2 separate regions of the Homo sapiens genome follow, and region 2 is linked to region 1. A link is an interaction called in ENCODE POLR2A ChIA-PET data of the cell type or tissue named here. Cell type or tissue: Caco-2. All regions are shown on one strand. Each heading gives the region's core, and the rest is flanking DNA. Links, peaks and the distances in the headings are about the cores only.

Evidence for each region. ChIA-PET counts read pairs that join two places held together with the same protein. Peaks named below come from ENCODE experiments on the same cell type or tissue, not always from the same donor. Only the 100,000 strongest peaks of a DNase experiment are listed, where the experiment ranks them.
Region 2: POLR2A ChIA-PET joins it to region 1 with 11 read pairs; 2 of 35 experiments call an interaction of 5 or more read pairs at or near these places.

The regions. Positions count from the first base shown.
Region 1 is chr14:20,660,567-20,667,134 of GRCh38, forward strand. TRY-GTA5-4 (tRNA-Tyr (anticodon GTA) 5-4) reads right to left here and starts at 2,719; the gene lies at 2,626-2,719. It overlaps LOC124903281 (a long non-coding RNA gene), which reads left to right. Exons shown (of 2, transcript XR_007064059.1): 2 at 1-1,847. RefSeq lists silencers at 856-1,075, 3,024-3,093 and enhancers at 2,634-2,913, 6,155-6,264. In Caco-2, for the core only: no CTCF peak of the experiment used is centred there; a DNase peak (open chromatin) is centred at 2,614.
Region 2 is chr14:20,591,492-20,598,059 of GRCh38, forward strand. RNASE11-AS1 (RNASE11 and RNASE12 antisense RNA 1) reads left to right here. Exons shown (of 5, transcript NR_122043.1): 3 at 5,185-5,328. Among named protein-coding and RNA genes, the nearest start is that of RNASE12, 3.4 kb to the left of the region's middle. In Caco-2, for the core only: no CTCF peak of the experiment used is centred there; no DNase peak of the experiment used is centred there.

The sequences.
Region 1 (6,568 bases), core at 1,646-4,145:
CCTCTCGATGTGCGCGGCCCTTCTACCCAGTGTCCTATGCTCACTTTTTGGAGTATTGAGGCATAATGGGAAGAGAGGGAGGAAATGCAGGAGGATAGGTGGAGGCCAGGTATGGTGGCTCGCACCGCAATTCCAACAATTTAGCGGGCCGAGGCGAAAGGGGCGCTTGAGCGCAGGAGTTCGAGATCAGCCTGGGCAACATAGGGAGAAGCCATCTCTACAGAAAAACTTCTAAAAAGTATCCGGGTGTGGTGGCCTGCACCTGTGGTCCTGGCCACTCAGCAGGCTGAGGTGGGAGGATCATCTGAGCCCGGGTGTTCGAGGCTACAGTAAGCTGTGATCTTGCCACTGCACTCCAGCCTGGGCGACAGAGACAATTTAAAAAAAAAAAAAAAAAGATATGTGGGGAGAGAGTAGGGCCAGGGGCTCGCAGATCACCATGTGATACCCATTACCTCTAACCCCAAAGGCCAGCATAAAAGCTTCGATCCAGTCCTCTGCTACTGACCAAGAATCCTTTCCCAGAGGCTGCTGCTTTCTAAAGTAGGGGCCCCTGGAAAGAAAAGGGGGCTGATAGAGGAAACCAGGTGAGCTTTGGACCCCTTACCTAGGCCACAAATTGTTACAAAGGGTTCATATCCCATATGGTGTGTGTCCACTATCCCAAGACCACTCATCACCCACACAAACAGTGAGACAGTTACTGGTGGCACAGCAAGCTGAACCCAAAAGACCCACCCTTTATTGAGTTTATAGGGGAAAAGTCATGGTCAGGGATCACCCACACTTTTGCTGATGACCAAACACCACTCAATGGCCCACCTCTGTTTTTTCCCTCAAAGCACCAAGCCTAGGTTCCAAAAAACCTGGTACCGCCACATCTTATCAAGGACATATCCAGTATAGACCAAAGGTTCTACTTTGGTTTCTGTTTGCTGATCTCTGCAGCAATGTCATTCGAGGCTGGGATCTCTCTGGGGCTGCAGAGCTACAGAATGTTGCTGGGGCACTGGTGAGTCCACAGCTCTGCCCCTTTCCATCAGCAGTGGGAAGCAGGAAAGGCTGATACAACAGAGAAGAGGTAGGGAATAGGCCGTAGGGGGAGAACAGGATCTGCTTTCTAGGAGGGGAAGACATGTGTACTCTCTAGTTTGAGACGCAGAGTGAAAAAGCAGTTATGCCCATCGGGTAGGGGAGAGTGGTCACCGGGTTCCCAGAAGGCCTCTGAGAACCAAATTTCCATCACTGTTTTGCTTGCAGTGCTCTCTGTGATAATTTTCATCTGTATATCAAGCGTCTGAAGATTTTTTTTTTTTTCCCCAGAGCATAGGATGGGACCAGGGGACACTCATTGTGGTTCCTCTCTGGCTCATACTTTGATGAACCCACTTCATCTTCCCAGAGGTGAAGCCCAGTTGGTGAAAGCCAAGCCCATTTCCTGCTTCATGCTCTCAGATTGTGCCAGCCATCTTCCTCTTGTAGAAGGCGCAACCTTCCAGCTGTGCCTGCAGAGCCCCCACATAAAAGTGAGCATGCTGCTCAGATGCAACAAGCCAGTGGCCTAAGGAGGTGAACTTGTGTACCTCTGCAAGGTGGCAGCTGCCACCCAAGCTTCAATTCTGCTCCCTGCCAGGGACCCAACAGCCCCCAACCCTCCCGGGTCACTGAAGTTCTTTCCAAGTCTGCCCTTTTATACTCTCTTTCCCTCTCTCACACCTTCACAACCAGTAAGACACTTGGTATAGGTGTTTTTGCAGACTTTGAACTGAGTGGAAGGTATCTTTCTTCTTCCAGCAGGAGCCCAAAGTTTACTGTAGCAACATTAAAAGGTGCGAAGGCTCGGGAAATGTGAGGCTTGGTGTATGTGGGAAGGGGGCACATTTTTGTTCTCAACCTGAAGGAAAATATTATGGAGCCAGTGGAAGCCCTATTTATTAAGAAAATCTCAGGGCGGCAACTCTCTCCCACAAATAGACAAAACAAAACAGAAATGAACATTTTCTGTCTGTATACATCTATACATTACAAGCAAAAGATAATGAGAGAACTAGAGTCAGAGAAAAACAGAGAGAGAGAGAGAGAATGCTCAGATAGAAAAGCATTTGCTAGAGACCTGGAGAAGGAGATGAGAGAGAGACAGCATAGAGAGCATTTTTTTTTTTTCCTGAGGATGTCACAGTTGTCTCTGACCCTTTTCTCTTCCAGCAGGCTTGATCTTCTAGGAGTTGATGGTGGGCCCACTGGTTTAATAGATCGAGAGATCTATCAATGGTGAGCACACAATGTTGCTAGAGTCCATGGCCCTCAGCACCCAGAGCAGTCTGTGGATAAAAGTGAAAGAGCTCTGGATGGTGGGGGTGCGAAGGGGGTTGGGGAGAGGGGCTGACTGGGTCACAAAGCAGAAGCAAGGGGCCCTTTGCGTTGAAGAGTACCTGTCCCTGGACTGTGGGAAGAATGAGTGGGCTTACGGGCGTGTTTCCTGGCCACAGCACAGGTGTGGAAACCAGGTGATCAGGAAAGGTTTCTCTGGGTTTTGACTGGGAGGGTGTGGGTGGATACTAGTTGGAGGCTGCAGGGCGTTTGACCAGGCACCAGGTGGCATTGCATGCAAAAGCATCGGGCACTTCCTTCGAGCCGGAATCGAACCAGCGACCTAAGGATGTCCGCAAATGTCTGTACAATCTACAGTCCTCCGCTCTACCAGCTGAGCTATCGAAGGGTGCACGCTGCAAGAGCTGGATCACTGGACTTTCCGCAAATGGAGGAAGCCAAGTCCTTGGAACGCTGGAGTCAACACACTTAGAGTTGATTGGAACCCGCCTTAGAAGAGAACCTTGCGCTGGTTGCCACCGCGCACCTCTCAGGGTGGAGCAAATCCTCCGAGTGTGGTTTCCTCGCGTCCCAGAGCGCTGATAGCCACAATCCAGGACGGGAGGCTCTCGCCTGTGGCCTTCCTCCACCTGTGCATCTCTGTTTTTACAAGTGAGGATGACAGCCCTCAGCGAAAGAAAACAAGAGGGTGAGAGGGCTCGGTCAGAGGGATGGGCTAGGTGGATGGGTGGATCCTGTGGGACAGGGGTTGCAGGAGGAGGAAAGAAGAACTCGGAAAGCTTCTGGGTGGGCGGCCGCTATCCGCAGACCAGCTGCAGGGTCTGCTGAAAGTCCTTAAGCAGCCCTTTCCTAAAACTCTGGCCTTCCTACTCCCTTCCCGGCCAACACACACATGCCCCTTCTCCCGATGTGCCTCCGCCCTTTTCCCTACAGTGTCCTATGCTTGCTTTTTGGCGCATTCAAGTGTGCTAGAAGTGAGAGAGAGAACAAATGGGACTAGGTGAGAAGAACTCGCCCAGGGCTTGCAGATGCACTGTGATACCCTCCTTCCTCCCCAGCGCCCAACTGGGGCTTGGCTTCCCTCCTCTGCAAACTGACCAAGAACTCTTTTTTTTTTCTCCCCCAGAGGCTTCCTCTTTCTGAAGTAGGGCAAGTATATTAGTCCGTTTTCATGCTGCGGATAAAGACATACCCGAGACTGGGATGAAAAAGAGGTTTAATTGGACTCACAGTTCCACATGCCTAGGGGGCCTCAGAATCATGGCTGGAGGTGAAAGGCACTTCTTCTTCTTCTTCTTCTTCTTCTTCTTTTTTTTTTTTTTTTTTTGAGATGGAGTTTCACTCTCGTTGCCCAGGCTGGAGTGAAATGGCGCGATCTCAGCTCACCGCCACCTCCGCCTCCCAGGTTCAAGCGATTCTGCCGCCTCAGCCTCCGGAGTAGCTGGGATTACAGGTATGCGCCGCCACGCCCGGCTAATTTTGCATTTTTAGTAAAGACTTGGGGTTTCTCCATGTTGGCCAGGCTGGTCTTGAACTCCCGACCTTAGGTGATCCACCCTCCTCGGCCTCCCAAAGTGCTGGGATTACAGGCGTGAGCCACCCCTCCTGTCCAAGGCACTTCTTACATGGCAGAGGCAGGAGAAAATAAGAGAGAAGCAAAAGCGGAAACCCCTGGTAAACCCATCAGATCTTGTGAGACTTATTCACTATCCTGAGAATAGCACTGGAAAAACTGGCCCCCGTGATTCAATTATCTCCCCCTGGTCCCTCTCACAACACGTGGGAATTTTGGGAGATACAATTCAAGTTGAGATTTGGGTAGGGACACAGCCAAACAGTATCATTCCGCCCCTGGCCTCTCTAAATCTCATGTCCTCACATTTGAACACCAATTATGCCTTCCCAACAGTCCCCCAAAGTCTTAACTCATTTCAGCGTTAACCCAAAAGTCCACAGTCCAAAGTCTTATCTAAGACAAGGAAAGTCCCTTCTGCCTATGAGCCTGTAAAATCAAAAGCAAGCTCGTTACTTCCTAGACACAATGGGGGTACAGGTATTGGATAAATACAGCCATTCCAAATGGGAGAAATTTGCCAAAACGAAGGAGTTACAGAGCCCATGCAAGTCCGAAATCCAGCAGGGCTGTCAAATTTTAAAGCTTCAAAATGATCTCCTTTGACTTCAGGTCTCACATCCAGGTCACACTGATGCAAGAGGTGGATTCCCATGGTCTTAGGCAGCTCCACCCCTGTGTCTTTGAAGGATACAGCCTCTCTCCAAGCTGCTTTCCTGGGCTGGCCTTGAGGGTCTGCAGCTTTTCCAGGTGCACGGTGCAAGCTGTCAGTGGATCTACCATTCTGGGGTCTGGAGGATAGTGGCCCTCTTCTCACAGCTCCACTAGGCAATGCCCCAGTAGGGACTCTGTGTGGGGGCTCTGACCACACATTTCCCTTTCACATTGTCCTAGCAGAGGTTCTCCATAAGGGCCCCACCCCTGCAGCAAGCTTTTGCCTGGGCATCCAAGCGTTTCCATACTCTTCTGAAATCTAGGAGGAGGTTCCCAAACCTCAATTCTTGACTTCTGTGCACCCGCAGGCTCAACACCACATGGAAGCTGCCAAGGCTTGGGGCTTCCACCCTCTGAAGCTACCGCCCAAGCTGTATGTTAGCCCCTTTCAGCCACAGGGGGAGCAGCTGGGACACAGAGCACGGAGTTCCTAGGCTGCACACAGCACTAGGACCCTGGGCCCGGCCCACGAAACCACTTTTTCCTCCTGGGCTTCTGGGCCTGTGATGGATGGGAGGGGCTGCCGTGGTGGTCTCTGACATGGCCTGGAGACATTTTCCCCATGGTCTTGGGGATTAACATTAGGCTTCTTGCTACTTGTGCAAATTTCTGTAGCCAGTTTGAATTTCTCACCAGAAAATGGGTTTGGGTTTTTCTTTTCTATCACATAGTCAGGCTGCAAATTTTCCAAACTTTTATGTTCTGCTTCCTATATAAAACTGAACGCCGCCGGGCGTGTTGGCTCACGCCTGTAATCCCAGCACTTTAGGAGGCCGAGGCGGGCGGATCACAAGGTCAGGAGATCAAGGCTAACATGGTGAAACCCCGTCTCTACTAAAAATACCAAAAAAAAATTAGCCGGGCGTGGTGGCGGTCACCTGTAGTTCCAGCTACTCGGAAGGCTGAGACAGGAGAATGGTGTGAACCCAGGAGGCAGAACTTGCAGTGAGCCGATATCGCGCCACTGCACTCCAGCCTGGGCGACAGAGCAAGACTCCATCTCAAAAAAAAAAAAAAACCAAAACTGAATGCCTTTAACATACCCAAGTCACCTCTTGAATGCTTTGCTGCTTAGAAATTTCTTCTGCCAGGTACCCTAAATCATCTTACTCAAGTTCAAAGTTCCACAAATCTTTAGGGCAGAGGCAAAATGCTGTTAATTTCTTTGCTAAAACATAACAAGAATAATCTTTGCTCCAGTTCCCAACAAGTTCCTTATCTCCATCTGAGACCACCTCAGCCTGCATTTTATTATCCATATCACTATCAGCATTTTGGGTAAAGTCATTCAACAAGTCTCTAAGAAGTTCCAAACTTTCCCACATTTCCGTGTCTTCTTCTGAACCCTCCAAACTGTTCCAATCTATGCCTGTTACCCAGTTCCAAAGTCACTTCCGCATTTTTGGGTATCTTTTCAGCAATGCCGCACTCTACTGGTACCAATTTACTGTATTAGTCCATTTTCACGCTGCTGATAAAGACATACCCCAGAGTGGGATGAAAAAGAGGTTTAATTGGACTTACAATTTCACATGGCTGGGGAGGCCTCAGAATCATGGTGGGAGGCAAAAGGCACTTCTTACATGACAGTGGCAGGAGAAAATGAAAGAGAAGCAGAGCAGAAACCCCTGATAAACCCATCAGATCTCGTGAGACTTATTCACAAGAATAGCACAGGAAAGACTGGCCCCCATGATTCAATTACCTCCGCCTGGGTCCCTCCCACAACACGTTGGAATTTTGGGAGATACAATTCAAGTTGAGATTTGGGTGGGGACACAGCCAAGCCATATCAGCAAGGTTCTGTGGGTTTCTTGGAAAAAAAAAAAAAAAAACAAAATAAACAAACAAAAAAATGGTGGCAGAGTACAGAGGTGTGAGTTTCTCCTGACACCACATCTTTGGCAAAGGTTTCAGATCCCATCTGCTGTATGCCCACCACCCCAAGAC
Region 2 (6,568 bases), core at 2,331-4,830, 68 kb before region 1:
GAATGTGTCCTCATTAAACAAGTGAGGACTTTTCAGAACATTTAGTGAAGGCCAATGTGTGCCAGCCACAGTACTGTCTCCTTTCTAAATTTTCAATCAGTCCTTATGACAAATACATGAAATTTTTCATTTCATTGACAAATAAATGAGTTGTAGAAAAGGTTAAGGTGGAGATGGGAAGTGAGAAGGAAAGCAAGAGTCCCATCCTTTCAGTGCCAAACACTCGAATTCCAGTTTTAGCGAGTTTCATTTCCACCCGGCGTCCAGCACAGGACAAAAACAATTCCCTTGTAATAACGTTAATCTTGATAAAGCCCTGGGCTTCTGAGGAGTATGGAGACAGTTCCCAAACTGCTGAACGTTGGAATCAACGGGAGATTTAAAAAAGTATTGGCTTCCACCTTGATACATTCTGCTTTAACTGATATTGTGTGCGATCTGGGTTGGGGATTCTTAAAGGATCCCCACGTGATTCTAATATATAGCAAAAGTTATAAGGGGAACCACTGAACCATGGTATACATGGGAAACCCACATGGGAGATTAGTGGATAAAGGCTTAGCTAAAACACAGTGGTTCAAAGTATTGAGACCAGAGAATTATTTTTGTTGCTATCATCTCCCAGTTAGTTGATATAGGAACGGGCAAATGGACTTAGTTTTACTACTTCATGCCCTGAAGTCATTTCTCTTTTGGAGCGACAGGTACAAAATCTCCTCTGTGCATATCTGTGTCTTTCTAATTGGCAGGAAGAAAATAATCGCAGCGTAAAAAATTATCTAGGAAAAACAGAATCCTGGAGAAGCCTTCAAAGAATGCTTTTCTTTCTATACAAAAACGAAAGCAAAATTTCAAATTGTGAAAATGAGCAACCAGGAGAATATATTTACTTCCAGAAATGTCCATTCTGGGTGCCCTTTCAGAATTCAGACTATCCTGTTTTGGATATGTGTTACCCAATGCCACAAAGATATAAGTGCATGCTTAATTTTTGACATGATTTTCAATTAACAAAATTTGATTTTGTACATCTTGCAGAAACATTTCCAATGTATACAGAGAATTATATCTATGTACTGTAACATGTTCATTATTTCCTGCCAGAACTTCCAAGTAGCTGAAGTACAGATAATTTACTAAGTGTACAGGCAGAGAAGTAATCCCCGTTACAAAGATTTTCCCCAAAGGAGGCAACTAAACCTATCCCTAGGGTATCACACTGCAAAAGGAGTTGAGACTGAGTCCAAATGTTAACTAGTGTGGCAGCCTGGAAGAAAATATTTGTAATGCCTAAAACCACATTTGTGGTTTTAGATTTATATGTAGATTAGCATCTACATATAAGAAACTCCTTCATGTCAGCCCTAAAAAGACAGGAAACCCCAGGGGAAAAAAAAAATAGTCAAGGAAAAGCCAATTTCAGAAGATAAAGCCAAAATGGGTAATGAGCAATGCTCCACTTCATTAGTAATTAAAGAAATGAAAGCTTGAAATAACAAAGAAATAGTTTATAACCATCAGATTATCAAAAATGATTATCAAGAATTGGAAAAACAGATCATATCAACTGCTGGTAAAAACATTGCTGGGCATAAAAATAGATGTGGCAATACTAGAAAGGAATCTGGAAACGTTTGGTAAGATTAAGGGTTTGACCTGAGACCTTTTAATCCCACTCCTGGGTGTAGAATCTAACAAAATGCCACAGTATTTCTTCTGCATCAAATTAAAACTAATTCAGAATGGGCGCAGTAGCTAATGCCTGTAATCCCAGTACTTTGGGAGGCAGAGGCCGGCAGATCAATTAAGGGCAGGAGTTTGAGACCAGCCTGGGCAACATGGTGAAACCCCTTCTCTATAAAAACACAAAAATTAGTGGGGTGTGGTGGTGCACGCCTGTAGTCCCAGCTACTTGGGAGGCTGAGGTGGGAGGATCACCTGAACCCAGGAAGTAGAGACTGCAGTGAGCAGAGATTGTGCCACTGCACTCCAGCCTGGGTGACAGAGTGAGATTCCATCCCCCACCAAAAAAAAAAAAAAAAATTAAAACTAATTCTGAGTCTTTTGACTTAGAATTAATTTTCCTTGGGGAGAATTTCAACTCATGCCATTATAAAGTTCCCTTTTCCTCCCCAGATTTCCAGGGGAATCTGGACAGCATATTGTTCTTATTCCTTCTTTATTCTGTGGCACCTGTAGTGGCCAACGGCATTAACTAAGGGACAAACATTCTCATTCACCTCTGGTAAAAACACCTAGAATACAGAGTTCAGATCCAGAATCTTGACCCTTTGTTGTAGTAAGACGTGACTTTTTTCAAACACCTACTATATAAAGGATTTTTGTCACCTATTGTAAGGGCCTTTTATCATTCACATATTATTTAATTCAACATATATTTATTAAACACTACCTGTGCCAGGCACTCTTCTAGGCCCTTGGGACACACCAGTGAAAAGGCAAATGTCCCTCTCCCCACTACTGACTCTGAATCAGTACCTCAGTATGAAAATTGGTAATTAAAATATAAGACTAGTACATTTATTCTGCCGTTCCTTCAGGAAGTATATTCCTGGGCGACCAAATCGCTTCCATGTGCTGTGGAAAAGCTCTTCTTTAGAGAACAATGACAACTAATAAATATGAAAAGAATAATAAAATTAGAAAATCGCAATTTTATAATCATTAATGAAATCATTAAGCCAGGCAAAAAGCATTTGCTGGGTGGTAAAATTATTAAATGAGAGGCTATATAAGGCCGGGCACGGTGGCTCACGCCTGTAATCCCAGCACTTTGGGAGGCCGAGGAGGGCGGATCATGAGGTCATGAGATCGAGACCATGCTGGTTAACATGGTGAAACCTCATCTCTATTAAAAATACAAAAAATTAGCTGGGCGTGGTGGCGGGTGCCTGTAGTCCCAGCTGCTCGGGAGGCTGAGGCAGGAGAATGGCGTGAACCCGGGAGGCGGAGCTTGCAGTGAGCCGAGATCGCACCACTGCACTCCAGCCTGGGCGACAGAGCGAGACTCCGTCTCAAAAAACAAAACAAAACAAAAAACAAACAACAACAACAAAAAAACCAAACAAACAAAAAAAAAGAGAGGCTATGGGGAACTTTGCAATGGAAGATCTAGCTGCCACCACCCAAACAGAAGTAGAAGGTGAGTTATGATGTGCCTCCTAATAAGGTACTGTAGCACGTGCACAGCACTGTTTACCCAGTAGTATTGCCAAATAATTGAGCAGATTAGTTTATTATGCCTGAGATTTAGCTTCCAGATTATAGGAAATTTAGGGAAAAGAGGTGCAAATTATATAATACTACAAGGAAGCAATAAGACAGATCCAGATTATGTGACATTCTACCAGTTTCTTCACAAAGTCTATCACACAAAAACAAAGAGGGATAAACTGTTACAGATTAAAAGAATATTCAAATTTTGAATCTTACTTGAATGTGCATATGGACTGGGCATTAGATTATGTTAAGAACATAATTTTACTTTTATAAGATATAATAATTATAATTATGTAGAAAATGTCTTTATTTTTTGGAGATAATATTCAATAGTTCTAAGTGTGAAATATCATGATGTCAAGTATTTTCTTCCAAGAAATAAAGCAAAAAGAAACGAAGAAAGAAAAAGGGAGGAGGAAAACGGGAAGAGAGAAAAAAAATCTCTGGCAAATTTTTTATAATTGTTGCTTTTAGGAGGAGAGGTGTAATAGGATCTATTATTCTATTCTTTCTACTTTTGTGTATATTTGCAAATAAGTATTTTTTAAAAATTAAATTCCTACTCTCATGGAATTTACATCTGGTGGAAGGAGATAGACAATGAAAAATAAGCATAATCAATACTTTAGTGTTTTAGAGGATAATAAGTGCTGTGCACTTTTTTTTTTTTTTTTTTTTTTTTTTTTGAGACAGAGTCTCACTCTGTTGCCCAGGCTGGAGTGCAGTGGCACAATCGCGGCTCACTGCAACCTCAGCCTCCCAGGCTCAAGCGATTCTCATGCTTCAGCCTCCCGACTAGCCGGGATCACAGGTATGCACAACTATGCCTGGCTAATTTTTGTAGTTTTGTAGAGATGGGGTTTTGCTATGTTGCCCACGCTGGTCTGTAACTCTTGGACTCAAGCAAGTCACCCATCTTGGCCTCCCAAAGTGCTGGGATTTCAGGCGTGAGCCACTGCACCCAGCTGGTGTTGTGCAAATTTAAATAGGATGATCAGAGTAGTCCTAGCCATTACAGGTTTTCTCTTTCTGCCTTTCTAACCAAGCACTAATATTGTTTGAGAATGTACCAGTTCTCCACATAACCATGAGCTTCAAGGGAACCTGCTGGGGATCTGGGTGTGAATCTGCTGGGCCCTGAGTCAATCAAGGTAATCCCATTCATGTGGGGCCAGTGAGAAGGAAAGGATGCACAGCTGGAAGCTTTTGGGAAGAGTGCACAGGGTAAGGATAAGCTGCTGTAACAAAGACATCATCAGGCCAGGCGCAGTGGCTTATGCCTGTAATCCCAGCACTTTGGGAGGTGGAGGCGGGCGGATCACCTGAGGTCAGGAGTTGGAGACCAGCCTGGCTAACACAGTGAAACCCTGTCTCTACTAAAAATACAAAAATTAGCCAGGCATGGTGGCGTGTGCCTGTAATCCCAGCAACTCCGGAGGCCAAGGCAGGAGAATCACTTGAACCCAGGAGGCGGAGGTTGGAGTGAGCCGAGATCGTGCCACTGCACTCCAGCCTGGGCAACAGAATGGGGCTCCATCTCAAAAAAACAAGAACAAAAACAAAACAAAAAAACAAAGACATCATCAGTAATCCAGTGACTTAAAGAAGTTAGAAAGTGATTTCTTCTTGGCTTAACAGTTCAAGGTGAGCACTTCAGATTCTGTTCACACTATCATTCAGAAACTCAGAATTATTCATATATACTTTTCTAAAACCATAAAACACTTTAAGAAAATATTAAGAACTAATTCAACTATATTATGGAGTGGATACCCACCAGGTTATCTAGTCAGACTTTTTTTTAATTTAGATTTTTATTTTTAATTGACAAATAATAATTTTATATATTTATGAGGTTCAATGTGAAGTTTTGATATATATAGTACACTGTGGGATGATTATATCAAGCAAATTAACATATCCATTACTTTTTTAATAGTGCAGATCCTTTTTTAATAGCGAGAACATTTAAAACCTACTCTTCGAATAATTTTGAAATCTACAAAATGGCAGCATGGCCCAGGAGTGTGACTGGCAGTGAAGGAGCTGGGAAGACCTTGGATGCAGGAAGGTCATTTAAAGCAAAAGGTGCTCCCCTAACTCCACAATTTTCTAGACTTTTCCTACTTCTCTATCACCCAGAAGCTACCTTTGAGCACTTTGAGCACCTCTCTTAAGACAAAAAGGTTGAAAGTGCCTCTGAACTGGGTACCGATTTCTTTCCTTTTCTGTGTATTTTCACTAAGGAGCCCCCCGAACCATTTTCACCTCCTACTCTGGTGATGAAAAGAGTCAGGTGATATCCTGAGTTTCTTTCTAACAGTGGAAGTAGGCCTTGCTCATGAGGAAATCTAGGCTGGTTCACACACACTCTTAGTCACCCAATGCAAGTTCACATGTCAAGAAATATTTCTAAGAGCAATGCAAAGGCCATGGGACTTTACCAACCCCTCCAGGAACCCCTTCTTAAACTAACCACCCCCCTCTCTTCCTTGAGTGTCTACAAGAAGCTTTTCTGTGTGGTTCCAGCACATAACTCCCTAAGTGGTGCTACAGGCGATTCATCTGGCCTTCTCCTTGCATGCTGTGAGCCTCTGGAGAGCAAGAGGAATGTTCTTGTTCTCTCTAGCACAGTGCCTGGTATTTCTGAAGAGATCAAAAAATGTTTGTGGAGTGGATGAATGGGTGAAAGATGTCAGATCTTTCCCCTCTTCTGCCAGTAAGTAGCTGTGAAGTCATGTCACTGCTCAGGGTCTGCATTGCTTCCACTCTAAAATGGGGGTAATAAGAAAGAATAAAGGAAGAATTTGATTATTTGTAAGATCTCGCTCTGCTTTCACAAACTAAAGTTCTGAGCTAAATTAAAATGGACTCCATGGCTGTTCTCTTAAGATGACAATGCTCTGGCCACAAGTTTTATTTTCCCCCACCCTGAGGGAATAGGAGGTGGTCTCTGCCTCCCAGCCTGGAGTGCAGGGGAGCAGTAGCAACCGGGAAGCTGGAGCCTGGGTACCAGACCCTGAAGTGGGAGCTGACTCATGAGTGTGGTGGAGCAGTTCTGTGAACTTGCCTAGGAATTGGCATTCGGTTGAAGGGACACCTTCCTAAATCGGGAACACTTACTACTGGGGAAAAAAGGCACGAGACACCCCTGCTCTGGAGGGTTCATTGTCTACTTTTGGCAATTGCAGAGCTGTTTTCTTGACAAGGTGTGAAATGAAGGATTGTGCGGTACCCTCATAAGCCCCTGGGCACTCTTCCAAACCCCCTCCTACCACCTCACCTGTCCCCTTGTCCAGGTGGAGTAGATAGACTGGGGCCTGTGTGT